Regions from separate parts of the Homo sapiens genome. Here region 2 is linked to region 1. Evidence: read pairs that join two places in POLR2A ChIA-PET (ENCODE). Cell type or tissue: K562. All regions are shown on one strand. Each heading gives the region's core, and the rest is flanking DNA. Links, peaks and the distances in the headings are about the cores only.

Region 1 (7,778 bases), core at 1,618-5,617:
TGCCATTCCCGGGGGGCCTGGGCCCCTGCCCCTCCCCTGGCTGGAGACATGGGGGTGCAGCCCCTCTGTCCAGGCCCAGCAAGCCGGGATCCCATCCGGCCAGAGTCCACACTGCCTCTGCCAAGTACGTGACGGTTAATGTCATCACCGTGTGCACAGCCCTCTGTGTTACAGTGTGTAATATAAACTCAAAAATTAATTTTCTCACCTTCAAAAAGCGTCTTTAACTGCTCCTGAAAGGAAATATGGCTAAAACCATAATTTTAACGTCAATTCTTATTAGAAGGTCACGTTTGACCAAATTCTTTTGTTAGCTCATGACTTTGCATTTTCTCCTCCTTAGAAAAAAAATCTCCTTTATCTGCTTTAGCCCCGATTTTAAAAATGCCCAAAGGGGCTGGGTGCGGTGGCTCATGCCTGTAATCCCAGCACTTTGAGAGGCCGAGGTAGGTGGATCACCTGAGGTCAGGAGTTCAGGACCAGCCCGGCTAACATGACAAAACCCCATCTCTACTAAAAATACAAAAATTAGCTGGGTATGGTGGCATGCACCTGTAATCCCAGCTACTCGGGAAGCTGAGGCAGGAGAATCACTTGAACCTGGGAGGTAGAGGTTGCAGTGAGCTGATATTGCACCACTGCACTCCAGCGTGAGCAACAGAGAGAGACTCCATCTCAAAAAATAATAATAATAAAATAAATAAACAAATAAATAAATAAATAAATAAATATGCCCAAAGGAAAATTAAACAGTCCTATCCCTGCCCAGTCTTATGTCTGCAGGTGGCAAGCGTGGTTGCAGGATGACCTTGGGTCACTCTGGGATGTAAGGGTTTTCCAGACTCCACGCCGGGTTCTGACACTGGCCCCCGTGAGCTCGGGCCCGTGTGGTCACAGGCCAGTTGTCAGAGGATCCTTGGTCCCAAGGGAAACTGTGTGGCGTTGCAGAAGGGGGTGCCCCTCTTTCTGCTGTTGGGGACCACAAGCCAGAGTGGATCCCCTCCTCCAGTATGGGTCCCCCTGGGAGCCCACAGGATCCTGAGGCAGGACCCCTAGGTGATCTCTGCCATGAGCAGCCCCCGTCCTTGGCCCCCGCCCATCCTCTGGCCTCTGGGGCCGGGCGGAGCGCGGGGCGTTGGTGCAGGAGGGCTGGGGTTGCACATCCTCCAGGACCTGAGCATCTGCTGGATTTTTCTCAAATGATGAGCACGCCCCTCCCTGGGTGGGGAGTCTCCCTGGGTTGGGAGTGTGTGGCCAGCTTTGGGATTCCCAGAGTCCCTCAGAGCCTCAGGGGCTGCTCCCCGGGGACCCGACTCACAAGCCAGGTGTCACAGGAGGCGACTCCAGGGCACTGCTCGCTGGAAGCAGGTAGGGCCCAGACAGTCAAGAGGTGATGCAGGGACCAGCGAGGTGGCCCCACCCTCATAGTGCCCCGCCTGATGGGGCCCGCTTGGGCTGGGGGCTCCTGGAGACAGACTGGCAGGCTGCTGGCTCTACCATCGTTCAGCAGAACCTCATGCGTAAGAAGTAGGGGAAGGCATGGGATCATCATCCCCTCCTGATAGAGAAGCTGAGCCGCAAGTGGGACTCCTAAGAGGAGACGCCTGGAGACGCCTTTAGTCTTAATATGTTCCCGTGTGTGCATATGTGCACGTGTGTGTGTCTGTGTGCACAGGCGCGTTGGGGTACAAGAGTGAACACAGCACCCGGGAGCATTCCGCATCTGCTCACAGTCTCAGCCTGAGGCAGCCGGGCCAGGCTTGCTGGAAAACAAGCCCCGGGATCGGACCAAGCAGCTGCCCCTCCTCGCACTCTGCCTGGCAGCCCCCAAGGCAATGGGAGAGTCCCAGAGCCACCTCCAAGCCCCCAGAGTGTTTGGTAAGTAAGCGGAGGCCGAGGGTCCCCAGCCTGAGGCGTGGAGCTGGGCCCCTTCCTCTGGGCCCCTGGGGGAGGTGGGTGCACCGTGTTCCCCGGGCAGCTCTGTCCCGAAGGCTCGCAGGCCCCTCCCTTCAGCAGGTTGATTTTCAGTGCCCAGAGAACAACAAATCACTCTCTGACAATAATGGGGATGAACAGACACTTAATTATGAGGCCACGAGACAGCGCGATTATTAATTTTAAATTGTGCAACCCAGTCCTGAAGGCTGAGCCTGGAGTGCTATCCCAGGGGCTCACGGGAGCCTGGGAGCCTCAGGGCTGGCCGGAGCTCAGAGACTCGGCTGGGCACTGGACTTGGGGGACACAGGGCCCTGAGGCTAGGGGACTCCTGGGTGGCCCTGACCTCCCCCTCCCCACAGCAGAAGGCCCAGGGAGATGGCTCTGCAGAGCCTGGCGTGGTCTGGGCTGCAGTCTACCTCCACAGGTTGATGGGGGTGTGGGTGGGGCCAGGACTCTGGCCCCCCCAAGAGGCTGCTCTGCCAGCGTGCTCCAGGGCTGATGAGGGTGTGACTGCACCAGCTCCTCACATCCACTGGGGGCCAATTCTGGCAGAGTGGGCCCACGCGGGGGTGGCCGAACCCTTCCCAAAGCAGTGGCGGGGGGCTTTACTCTCTGCCTGGCTGAGGCCTAGGCCTACGACCACTCTCCTAGCCAGAGTAGGTGTCGATGCTCAGTGTCTGCTGGGCAAGGAGGGCACCTCAGAGGAGCTGCAGGGACCCTTGGAGGGAATCCCAAAGGCAGATAAGATCCCAGGTCCCTGGAGAGCCACGACCAGACACGCAGCATCAGCTCCCGTATAGAAGCTCAAGGTGGAAACCTTGGGCGCCAGTGCAGGGCTGACCTTGAAAGGTGATAGGGTGGCCGGTCCCCAAGGCTCGGTGACACTCATGTTCCTTTCTAGGGCTCCTCAACTCTTCCGAAATTTGCCATCTCCTAAAGTTCTTTAATCTCTAGCCACGGGGGTTCCGGATTTCCTCCGGGTCTACGGGGACTCAGGGACTGCAGAGGCAGCTGTGGGGGGTGGCATGGAGGACACAGCCCTGGACAGAATGGGGACACAACAGGGCCTGGAGCCCTGGGGGAGGCTGCAAGGCTGAGCGCATCCGGGGACAGACTCCCGGCTGACTCCTGTGGGAGGCCGGCGAGCAGCCCGGTGCCAGGCCAGGCAGCTTGTGCGACCGACTGCGCAGCAAGCTGTCGGTGCTGGTGGCACTTGGCAGGCGGCGGCGGGAAGGGGATGTTTGCAGACTGCCGGCGACAGCTTCCCGGCTGAAACCTCCCCGGTTAGACTACGCAGAAGTGAGCAGTGCCCGCGGGCGGGTCTTGGAGGAGCGAGAGGCAGCAGAGGGGCTGCTGGGGCTGTTGGGCCCTTCTGGGGGCCTCCCACCGGGCCTGCCCCCCCGCCCCCCGCTGTGGGCCTGGCCTGGGGCCTGGATCCAAGCCAGCACCCCCACACCCTGCAGGCTCCTGGATTCCGGTCTCTGGGGCAGTCATGATGGGCACCGGGGGAGAATTTGAGGGAGGGCTCAGTGGGGAGGGGGCCTCGGACCCCTGTGATGGGAGGCCCCTTCTCTGTCTGTTATCCCAGGTGCGCTGCAGGGCTGAGGTGGGCAGAACCCGCCCTGTCCGTTTTGGGTAAATTCCTTCCCCAGGAGCTGTGGGAGCATCTGCAGGCAGAGACGGGGCAGGCTTGCTGTGGTGGCGTTGCCATTTGTCACTGTTACTGTTTTTTAATTCAGGAAGCACATGCACAAAGCATGCATGGAGCTGCTTCGTGGAGCAGACGGCGCCCCCCGGGCACCTCAGAGGGTCACACAGGGAGCAGAGAGCCAGCCTTGCGGCCTCTGGCCTCTGCAGGTGCAGCAGCTCCCCGACCTGCCCTCCCCAGCCCTCCCCTCTCCACGCCCCCCTTTAACCCCTCCCCTCCTGCCCTTTCCCTCCCCTCTCCACGCCCCCCTTTAACCCCTCCCCTCCCGCCCTTTCCCTCCCCTCTCCCCTCCCCTCCCGCCCTTTCCCTCCCCTCTCCACACCCCTCTTTAACCCCTCACTTCCCGCCCTTTCCTTCCCCTCTCTCCCCATCTCTCCTCTCCTCTCCCCTGTCTTGAAGTCAGACAGTCACATCACAGCCCCATCCTGTTTGATATCCCCAAGAACCCAGAGATGCCGTGTGCAGACCCCTACCCTCCTCCCTCATCCTGCCATTTTCAGGGTGCCCCTATATGTGGGGCCCTCTCTGCCGTGTGCCTCTAGCTGGAGGCAGAGGCCCCAGCAGCTTCCCCAGGCTCCCCATGGCAGGGCACAGACCTCACCCCTGGGATCTACCTGGGGTAGAGGCAGGGCCACTGGCACCTCCCAGGGCTTGGGCCCAACCTCCCTGGTGGCCTGCGCCCGTGAGTCTGGCAGGGTCTGGCCATGCAGGTCCCTCTGTTCTGGGCGTTCTGGGCCTCCTTCTCCTGTCTCTCCCGTGATTCCATGGGCTGCCCACCGTTCCCTGAGAAAAGCAGGCAGAGGTGGCTCCTGCCACTGTCACCAGAAGCCAAGTTTTCAGGCCAGCACTGCCCTCCCCCTTTAGGAACCAGGAAATGGAGGCTCTGAGAGCCAGTGGCATCCAGCCCTTGGGCTGTGATGGGCAGGGGAGCAGGGGCAGCCTGATGCCCAACCCAGGGGGACGGCAGGGCAGACACAGTCCTGAGCCCCTGTGTGCAAAGTAAGTGGGGGACACCGATCTAAACATACGAGTTCAGGCCATGGTGGCTCACGCCTGTAATCCCAGCGCTTTGGGAGGCTGAGGTGGGCAGATTGCTTGAGCTCAGGTGTTCGAGACCAGCCCGGGAAACATAGTGAGACCCCCCATCTCTACCAAAAATTAAAAAAAAAAAATTGGCCAGGTGTGGTGGTGCACACTTGTGGTCTCAGCTACTTAGGAGGCTGAGGTGGGAGAATCGCTTGAGTCCCGGAGATGGAGATTGCAGTGAGCTGCACTGCACAAGCCACTGCACTCCAGCCTGGCGACAGAGTAAGACCGGTCTGGAAAAATAAAATACAAACACGGGTTCTTGGAAAACCAGGACGAGGGCTGTGAACAAGGACGTTGCTGGAGTTGTGAGTGCGCTGTCACGTGAACAAGAGGCACCACTCGCCCTGTCCGAAGAGGCTCCCTGCTGGGGCGGCCACGACAAAAGGGAAGGTGTTCTCGGCACAGGGGTCGGGGTGGCCAAGACCACATGGCAGAGACCCGGCAGAGGACCAGACAGGATGGAGCGGGGTCTGGCGGGGAACAGAGCTGGGGGTCTTGAGCAAGGGGAGACCCCATGGGGTAAGGGAAGCTCACCAGAAAAGAACAGAACACCCACCTAAGTTTCTATTTTAAATAAACAATGAATTTTTAAAATAGAAATATGCCCCCAAATTGGATGGGTCATACACTAGAGATTGATTTGTTGTTAGTATGAAATGAGAATTTCACTGGGTGTTAAGTATTCTTATGTATTCCCTCTGGCCACCCTACCCAGAGGGTGAGGGACAGACCCTTGGAGCTCAACTGGCCACAGGGAAGACCCCTGCCACGGCTCACCCCTGCCCTGGGGGTCCTGATGTTCCCACCTAGGGCAGCCACCTCCCTCTGGGATCTCCCGGCTCTTTCATCCCAAGGTCCTTTCTTGGAGGTGACAAAGAGGGGCAGAGGAAAGCGCTGAGCCTGGCCCCACGCCAGGGCCCCCTTCCTGGAGGAAGGCAGGGCTTTACCTTGGTTGGCCCGGCTCCCAGGTGGCAGGTGGCCCCTGGCTAGACGCTCTGAAGGCCCCTGACACTTCCAGCATCCCAGCCTCCTGCCCAGGCTAGGGGTGCTCCTGCCTTGCTGGGCACCTGCAGGGCCTTAGGCTAGGCACAGAGAGGCCATGCGGCTCCCGGGGCAGCCCAGCCCTCGGCCAGGCCACCCGCCTGCACTGAGGCCTCTCTGCTCCCCGGAGCGGATGATAAATGTCTGCCAAGCAGTGATTACAAACAGTGCAGCTGCCGGTTACAGGAACTGTGGCCGGGCGGGCGTGGCTCTGCCGGCAGTTGCGAGGGCTCAGGCTTCGTCCGGTGTGGAGACTTGACTGCCCCCCTTCTTTTTCTGGAGGGACAAAAAGACCAGATTTATCGTGGCCATAAGAAATCGTCTGAGCACTTAGCAGCTTCCCGCCCCTGGTTTGAGGGGAAGTTGGGGCTGTGGGGGCTGAGATGGGCTGGCCTGCGGGGAGTGGGGGCTGGCCAGCTCCCAGAATCCCCCTTCCCGAGGCTGCTCCACCCACCAGGAGCACAGGGAGGCTGCTGCTGGGGGAGGGGCTGTGGCCGGGAAGTGCCCCCGCCCCCTTTCCCCACTGCCCTCGCTCAGCGAGGCTTTTCTCCTGGGAGAGACGGAAGAAGCCCCGACCAGCCAGGACAGGCTGGGGATTTAGGCCTCAAGGTTGTCCTTGAGGCCCAGGATGTCCAGCGGCAGCAGGCTCCCCTCCCGGGCCAGCCTCTGCCCTGCAGATGGGTGTCCCCTCTCCCAGCCCGGTCCTGTAAGAGTGGCCTGGGCCACATGGCTTCTCCCCTCTGAGCCTTGGTTTCCTTTCCTGCAAAATGGACAAAACGGGTGGATTCCAGGGCATCTGCCAGGCCGCCGAGGACAGCTCCCGGCCGTGGGGGGCTCACCCCGCAGGAGCCACTGTGATGTCCTGCCCCTCACTGGCCTCCTGGGCCCTGAGGAAGGAACGGAGGGGCAGGCTCTGGAGCTTGAGGGTGTGGGCCTCGGGGGCTTTGGGTAGACAAGCTGCCACACGCCTTCAGTGGAAATCGCAGCCATCGGAGCTGTAGGTGATCAGACTCCAATATTCAAAATAATCGGCGGGCCTGAATTTCCATACAATAACTGTCTTATTAAATCTAAATTTAATGTGTATTTGGAATCCTTAATTTAAAGTGTTACTGCACCCACCATCTGCTCCACTCTCTAAATACAAAAGCAGCCAGCACATAACTCAGTGCGGCAGCGGAAAAGCGCGGTCCCGGGAGCGGCGCGCGCCACTACTGCTGCTGCGGGTCTGCCTGGCCTGGCCGGCTCTCCGAGGGCACCAGTGACCCAGGCACTGCAGAGCCAGGCGGGAGAGGTGTCTGCTCCTGACCCAGCCTTCAAGGCTGCAGGAGCTCTGTGGCTGCCTGGCCCTCCTCCCTTCCCGGTGGGGCTCTGGTAGGCCTGGGCTCTGAGCATCGCGCCTGGGTTCGGGCCATGCCGCTGCCTGCCCGCCCTTCCCTCTTGTGTCCTGGACACCCTGCAGAGCCTGCTCCTGGCCATCTCCAGCACGAAGACTTCCCCTGCTGCCCTGACCACTGCCCTCTGCCTCCTCCCTGATGTGACGGGAGCCGGGCCGCTAGGTGACCCCCTGGGGTTCCTTTCCTGTGAACTCACTGGTACCTATGGCTGTCTCTGCAGAGGCCACCCACCCTGGACCCTGGACTCTGAGCCGCCAGCCCTGGCCAAAACCACCCCTGGCTTGGAAGGGAGGGCAGGCGGCCCTGCCTGGGGCCAGAGTACCCAGGGACAGCCCCTCCTCCACCAGGGAGCCCCTGGCCTTGGGCCAGCCCCCGTCACCCCAGCTCCTCCCTGTGACCAATAACGTCCCATGGGTGGGACTCCCAGTCCAGGCCAACCCTTCACCATGCCATCCTCTGCAGGATGAAGTTAGAGCCCTTGGAGGGGCCAGTGTTGCCCCCAGAGCGTCTTCACCACAGAGGCGAATGCATTGGGGGCAGAGCCACGTCTCCACCTCTCATCCCTGTGCCCCGGCCGCTGGGGACGCAACTGTGCAAGGAGCCAC
Region 2 (5,554 bases), core at 1,555-5,554, 270 kb after region 1:
CGGCCGCCCGGCCGGTCCACCCTGGGAAAGTCCAGGCCTCTAGGTTCTTACTCCCACGTGTGCATGTGTATGCCACACACAGCTCACAATGACATTGTGGACGCCTGTGCACCTCTGTAGTTCCAGAAAACACTCCCTAGGGGCTGCACCTGGGGGCCTGTGTGGAGAGAGCTGCTAAGGAGTCACGCAGGACCCTCCTGGTGAGCCACGTGGAGACCAAGTCCACTGCCTGGTCTCTCTCCACACCTGGGAGATGGGTACAGCGGCCTGAGTCTGTCTCCAGGAGCGGCTTTCTGCCCAGTGAGCCCTCGGGCCTGGGTGGGTCCTCTACCTGGCAGCTCAGGCCTCCCTCAACGTCCTCACCAGCATGCTCAAGGGACCCAGACTTTCCACTGGCGGCCAAGGGCACTTGGCCTGGGAGAGAGGCTGCCGGGGCTGCCAACCAGGGACATGGAGGTGTGGCTGCCTGTGGGGGTGTGGCTGCCTTCCTGTTCTTACCCAGCATTTCTTTGGGGTCTTGGCCCCTGGTGGGGGTCTTGGCCAAGCAGGCTCGGCTGCCCAGGGACCCTGCCGCAGGTGAGGCAGTGTCCAGGAGCTCATCCAGACCCACTAAGAGCTGCCCCGCTACCCACCCCGGCTCTCTGCATGCCCAGAGCTCTGCGCTCCTTCCCAGGGCTCTCCCCGACTGCCCAAGACCTCCTCAAAGGCCACATCAGCCCAGAACCCTGTGCCCAAAACAGGAGCCCAGTCCGCCGATCATCACTTCCACGTCACCAGCTGCCAACAGCCCTGACAGACCTTCCCTGGCCACAGAGGCCACTCTGGATGGAGCTGGGGGCTGCACTGATGGCCCTGGGAGCCCTCCAGGGGCACTGCCTGACCCCTCACACGACGAGTGCCCTGGCCAGCTGACAGGTTCAGGCCACTGGCTGCCTCCGGCCTCATCCCCTGCTGCAGAACTGCATCTACCCAACTGGTCGTCAACGCTTCCACCCGGACCAGCCACCCCTGGGCAGAGCCCCAACTACTGGGTTCCCGCCGACCCCTGGGGCCCAGGAAACAGTCCCTCCGGCAGACTCTCCTCAGACAAGGAGGACAAATCCTGGGTGGTGATGGCGGTGTCCTCCTCAAGGGGCCCCGAGGGCGGGGAAGGGAAGGCATCCGAGCATGGGTTGGTGTCTTCACCATCACTCTGTGCTTGGGGAGTGGGAGGAGGTGGGGGTAGGGGGGCCTCCCTGTGGATGGAGGACGGGAGGTCGGCACTGCCGTAGGACAGCAACTCGTCCACGGGAGACAGGATCTCAGTCAAGACGTCACCGGCAAGTAGGGGACAGGCTTCCTCCAGGACAGTGGGGGCCCCATTCCCACCAGGCCCAGGCGCCCGGCTCTCAGCTACTGGAGGTGCCAGCCTGCCTGGGTCCCCAGGAGGAGCCTGCAGGGTCACCGGGGTCTCGGGCTCTGGCATGAGGTACGGGAGTTTGCTCTTGGTGGATGGGCTCGGGTCAGCATCCCGGGTTCCCTCCTGGTAGCCAGAAGTCTCTCCTCCTTTGCCGAAATCTGCCCCTTCACTCAAAGAGGTCCACGAAGGAAAGACCAGCAGTGAGTCCGAGTCACCGGCAGAAGAGATTTGCAGCGGGAACACCACACCGGCGGCCTCAGGGGGTGCCTGGAGGGCTTCTCCTGTGTCTGACACCCCCATCAGGCTCTCGCTGGTCCCAGAAGCTTCCAGCCCCTCCCCAGGCCATGGGGACGGAAGAGCCACCTGGGGCTCCATGCCGCTTCTGACACCCCCTTTCAGGCTCTCGCTGGTCCCAGAAGCTTCCCGCCCCTCCCCGGACCGTGGGGAGGGAGGAGCCACCTGGGGCTCCACGCCGCTTCCAAGGCCCAGTGAGCCACCTGCAGGCAGGGAGCTCCCCGAGGCTGGCTTGGCCCCGGTACAGGGTTCTGGCAGGTCCTCCTCGCAGTCCTCCTCCCAAACTTTGCTGGAGGCCTCTGACAGCTCTGACCCTGACCTTGGAGAGGGGATGTCTGGGAAAGGCAGTAGCCAGCCTGCCTTTGGGCTTTGCTCCGGCGCTGAAACTTCTGCCATGGCCGTGTCCAAGGAGGAGCCACGCAGGGGGCCGGCCCTGCGGCCCTGGGGCCTCTGCCAGGTCACCCATCCTCCACCCCCAGGAGCACTGCCTGGCCGAGGCTCACCCTGGTTTGACCGCCAGGACAAAGGCAGGCCAGCTTCCCCCGAGGAGTGTCGGGCAGAGAGCTCTCCAGGCCAGCTGAAACCTTCGTCTGGGGAGTCTTCAGCTTCCAAGCTGGGAAGAGAGCTGGAGCTCCCAGAAAGCTGGATCAGGGTAGCCGCTGCTTTCTGGAACTCCCAGAGAGAGGGACAGGACAGGCTGCTCACAGAGCCTGCTGGGGAGGTGTGGGATGACACCGTGGCTTCTTCCGAAGGCCCCCAGCAGGTTCCAGAAGCAGACTCAGAGCCTGGACCGCAGGAGGAGGTGGTGGGGAGAAGGGGACTGCCCTGGTGCAGGATTGGGGGCGCCGCCTCCTCAGGGACCACAGGAGCTGCTAAGAGAGGGGGCAATCAACAGTGGTCACCCTCTGCACCCTGGACCCCATGCATATCCCACGACCCCCAAAGCCAGGAGGTCAGAACAGAGAAACACCCTGAACAGAGGCAGGAAAAGCGTCGAGGGTGCCAGCGTGTTCGACCCTTGTGATTCCAACCCAGGGGTTCACCACGCCCACCCCCACCCACACGCAATGAGTCATGTCCAGGGGCCTTGCCGAGCCTCGGGCACCCGGCCTCATAGCACCACAGCTGTGGTTCAAGGACTGACTGGTTGGCTCTGCCTTGTTTTATTTTCATTAGGGATGTGGGTGGATCCAGACAGAGGATCCCTGACCGTCACTCACCTCCCCTGGCAACCCTGTGATGGGGAGGTGCGTGGGCAGAGCCCCCCAGCTAGGCAGTGGGGAAGGCAGGGGCTGCGTATTGTGGGGAGAAGCTGGCTCTGATGTAGAAATGGCTTGGGGGACCCTTAGTGGGGACTCGATGGCTGAAGGAGGGGCTGGGGGCTGGGGCATTACCTGGGGAGGCAGCGGCCTGGGCAGCCTCCAGCCAGGTGGAGGAGATGCCGGGGACCTCCTGCTGACAGGCCTCCGTCCTGCAAGCACATTCGTGGAGAACCCTGTGGGGATCCTGGTCCTCCTGGCCTCTTCCCCAGGGCCCACTGTCAGGGACCCCACCAGGCTCAGTCCACAGCTCACACTCGAAAAACATCCCAGCCAGTCCTCTGCCACCACCTGAGTGACCCTGAGGGCAAGGGCTCCCCGAGGGCTTGTCTTTGGGGGCATCCAGTCTCAATCCCACTGGATCAGGTGGCAGAGAGGGGGGTGGGGCTGCCACTCCCAGGGGGTTCGAAGCCGCTCTGCTGACCTTGGGCTGATTCATGGGTGACATTTTTATTTCCAAAAGTGGGTCAGACCCAGGAGGGCTCAGGGTGGGTGCAGGGCTGTGCCCCGGCAGCACAGGTGTGCCAGGAGAGAGTGAGGGTCCCCACAGCAGGGGGACAGGGGGTACCGGCTGAACCCGTCTCCGTGCCTCACGCTCCACCCCTGCTCCAGGGAGCTCAGCCCCACACCTCTGCTCCCCCGATCGCCAGCTCTCGGTTTCCTGGGACTCCTCCACGGGGCTCTCAGCAAAATCCAGCCCCGATTCCAAGCCCTCTTCGCTCATGCTGTCCTCAGCCACCTGCTGGAGAGACGTTGCAGAAATGACACTGTTGGGGTGTGGCCTCTGTCTCTGTCCACCTCCCGTAGCTGGATGGAGCCCCTGTGCTTCCAGCGACCACGGTAAAGGAACAAAGACCACTCAAAAGAGGGCTGTGGAGACCCCCACTTGCCAGATTCCCCTCCTCCCATTGGGCCCTGCCACCATGGAAAAAAAGTCTGTTTTTCTGCCCAGGTGTTGAGTCTTAGGGTGAGACCCAGAGAACTGGCAAACCTCAGAACTGAAGGCATCTGCTGGGAAGGGCCCTGGGGCACCCATGGGATGGACCAGGAGACCCCTCAGGGCCACACAGCAAGGCCGGGCCCCACACAGCCCACAGGAAGGGCACGGCCACACCCGACTCACGCTGGCTTCTTGTGGGCCACAAGGACCTTCTCTGCCGCAGGAGCGTCGGCTGCGTTCCCTGAAGCTCCCCACATGGCTGTCTGTTGGAGCCCGGGGCTTCCCTGCTAAGGAAGGGCCGGGCTTGGTCTGAGGGTCTCCTGGAGGGCAAAGGGACTGTCAGCACTGGTGGGGACAGAGGCAGGGAGCAGGAGCAGCTCCCAGGAATTCCGAAGCCACATAAAACAAATCTTAAAATTCAAAGTGGTGTACACCTTTCTACAGTGCTTGGTTAGTATGAGGGCGGAAACATACATGGTAGTTTGCTCCTAAAATGATCCTGTCATTGGACAGTTAGTGATCAAAGTCCCAGCCAAAAGTTTAGAGAAAATTCGTTTAGAATTCAGAGGCCGGCTGGGCGCAGTGGCTCACGCCTATAATCCCAGCACTCTGGGAGGCCGAGGCGGGCGGATCACAAGGTCAGGAGTTCGAGACCAGCCTGGCCAATGTAGTGAAACCCCGTCTCTACTAAAAATACAAAAATTAGGCGGGCATGGTGGCGGGGGCCTATAATTCCAGCTACTCAGGAGGCTGAGGCAAAAGAATTGCTTGAACCCGGGAGGCGGAGGTTGCAGTGAGCCAAGATCACGCTACTGTACTCCAGCTGGGGAGAGAGTGAGACTTTGTCTCAAAATTATAATAATAATAATAATAATAATAATAATAATTTAGAGGCCTCTTTCCCTCCCTTGGGGGAAACCTTTTGCCAGAGCTTGTTCTTCCCCCTCGGTGCCGTCCGACAGACACTGGTGTGAGGCAGGGGTGGTGCAGAGGGCCGGTGGGGGGCAGGCCTCGGACACAGCAAGGCCACCAGTGCACCGCCGGGGATCACAAAGGGGGACAAAGGGACGGGTGGGGCCACCGCAGAGCCCTCCCCAGGAGCACCAGGCCCCCCAGCATTGCACCTCCATCTCCCTAGACTTTCGTTCTGTGGGGTCAGGGGACTCTGAGAGCCAAGGCCACCTGGCTAAGGGAACCAGAGCTGTTTGTCTAAAGCCCAAGGAGGGGGAAGCTCCATCAGTGGGAACACCTGCCCTCTTGTCCGTGGCTCCGGGTGACCCCAGCGACCACAATGGGGCGTCACCCAGGGAGCCCCTGCAAGCGCAGTCTTTTGATCAGAGAGCGGCCGGCACCGCAGTCAGGCAGACTCAGGGTGAACCCTAGACCACGTGAGAACATAAGTCAGGCCTCAGGCTCCTCCTCTGCTGCGTGGGCATAACGAGTGAATCCACCTCCAGAGGCAACGAGGACCCATGGTGGGTGCAGGCGCCTGGCTGGCCCCCCGAACGGTGACAGCTGGTACACGTGGCCATGCGGCGAGGGAGGCTTCAGGCTGAGCAAGCTTCACGGTGGCCGCAGAAGCCTGAACAGCGCAGGCCCGGA

The links. ChIA-PET counts read pairs that join two places held together with the same protein. Peaks named below come from ENCODE experiments on the same cell type or tissue, not always from the same donor. Only the 100,000 strongest peaks of a DNase experiment are listed, where the experiment ranks them.
Region 2: POLR2A ChIA-PET joins it to region 1 with 5 read pairs; 2 of 35 experiments call an interaction of 5 or more read pairs at or near these places.

The regions. Positions count from the first base shown.
Region 1 is chr9:135,986,910-135,994,687 of GRCh38, forward strand. No RefSeq gene overlaps it. Among named protein-coding and RNA genes, the nearest start is that of UBAC1, 29 kb to the left of the region's middle. RefSeq lists enhancers at 2,661-3,339, 4,017-4,694, 5,372-6,049, 6,010-6,069, 6,050-6,727. In K562, for the core only: no CTCF peak of the experiment used is centred there; a DNase peak (open chromatin) is centred at 3,882.
Region 2 is chr9:136,252,570-136,258,123 of GRCh38, forward strand. CCDC187 (coiled-coil domain containing 187) reads right to left here. Exons shown (of 26, transcript NM_001378188.1): 23 at 4,136-4,272; 24 at 3,642-3,754; 25 at 3,088-3,164; 26 at 1-2,565. The coding sequence ends at 1,025. Among named protein-coding and RNA genes, the nearest start is that of QSOX2, 9.5 kb to the left of the region's middle. In K562, for the core only: CTCF peaks have their summits at 1,885 (motif pointing left) and 3,754 (motif pointing left); DNase peaks (open chromatin) are centred at 1,883, 2,444, 2,782 and 3,752; H3K27me3 peaks cover 933 bases.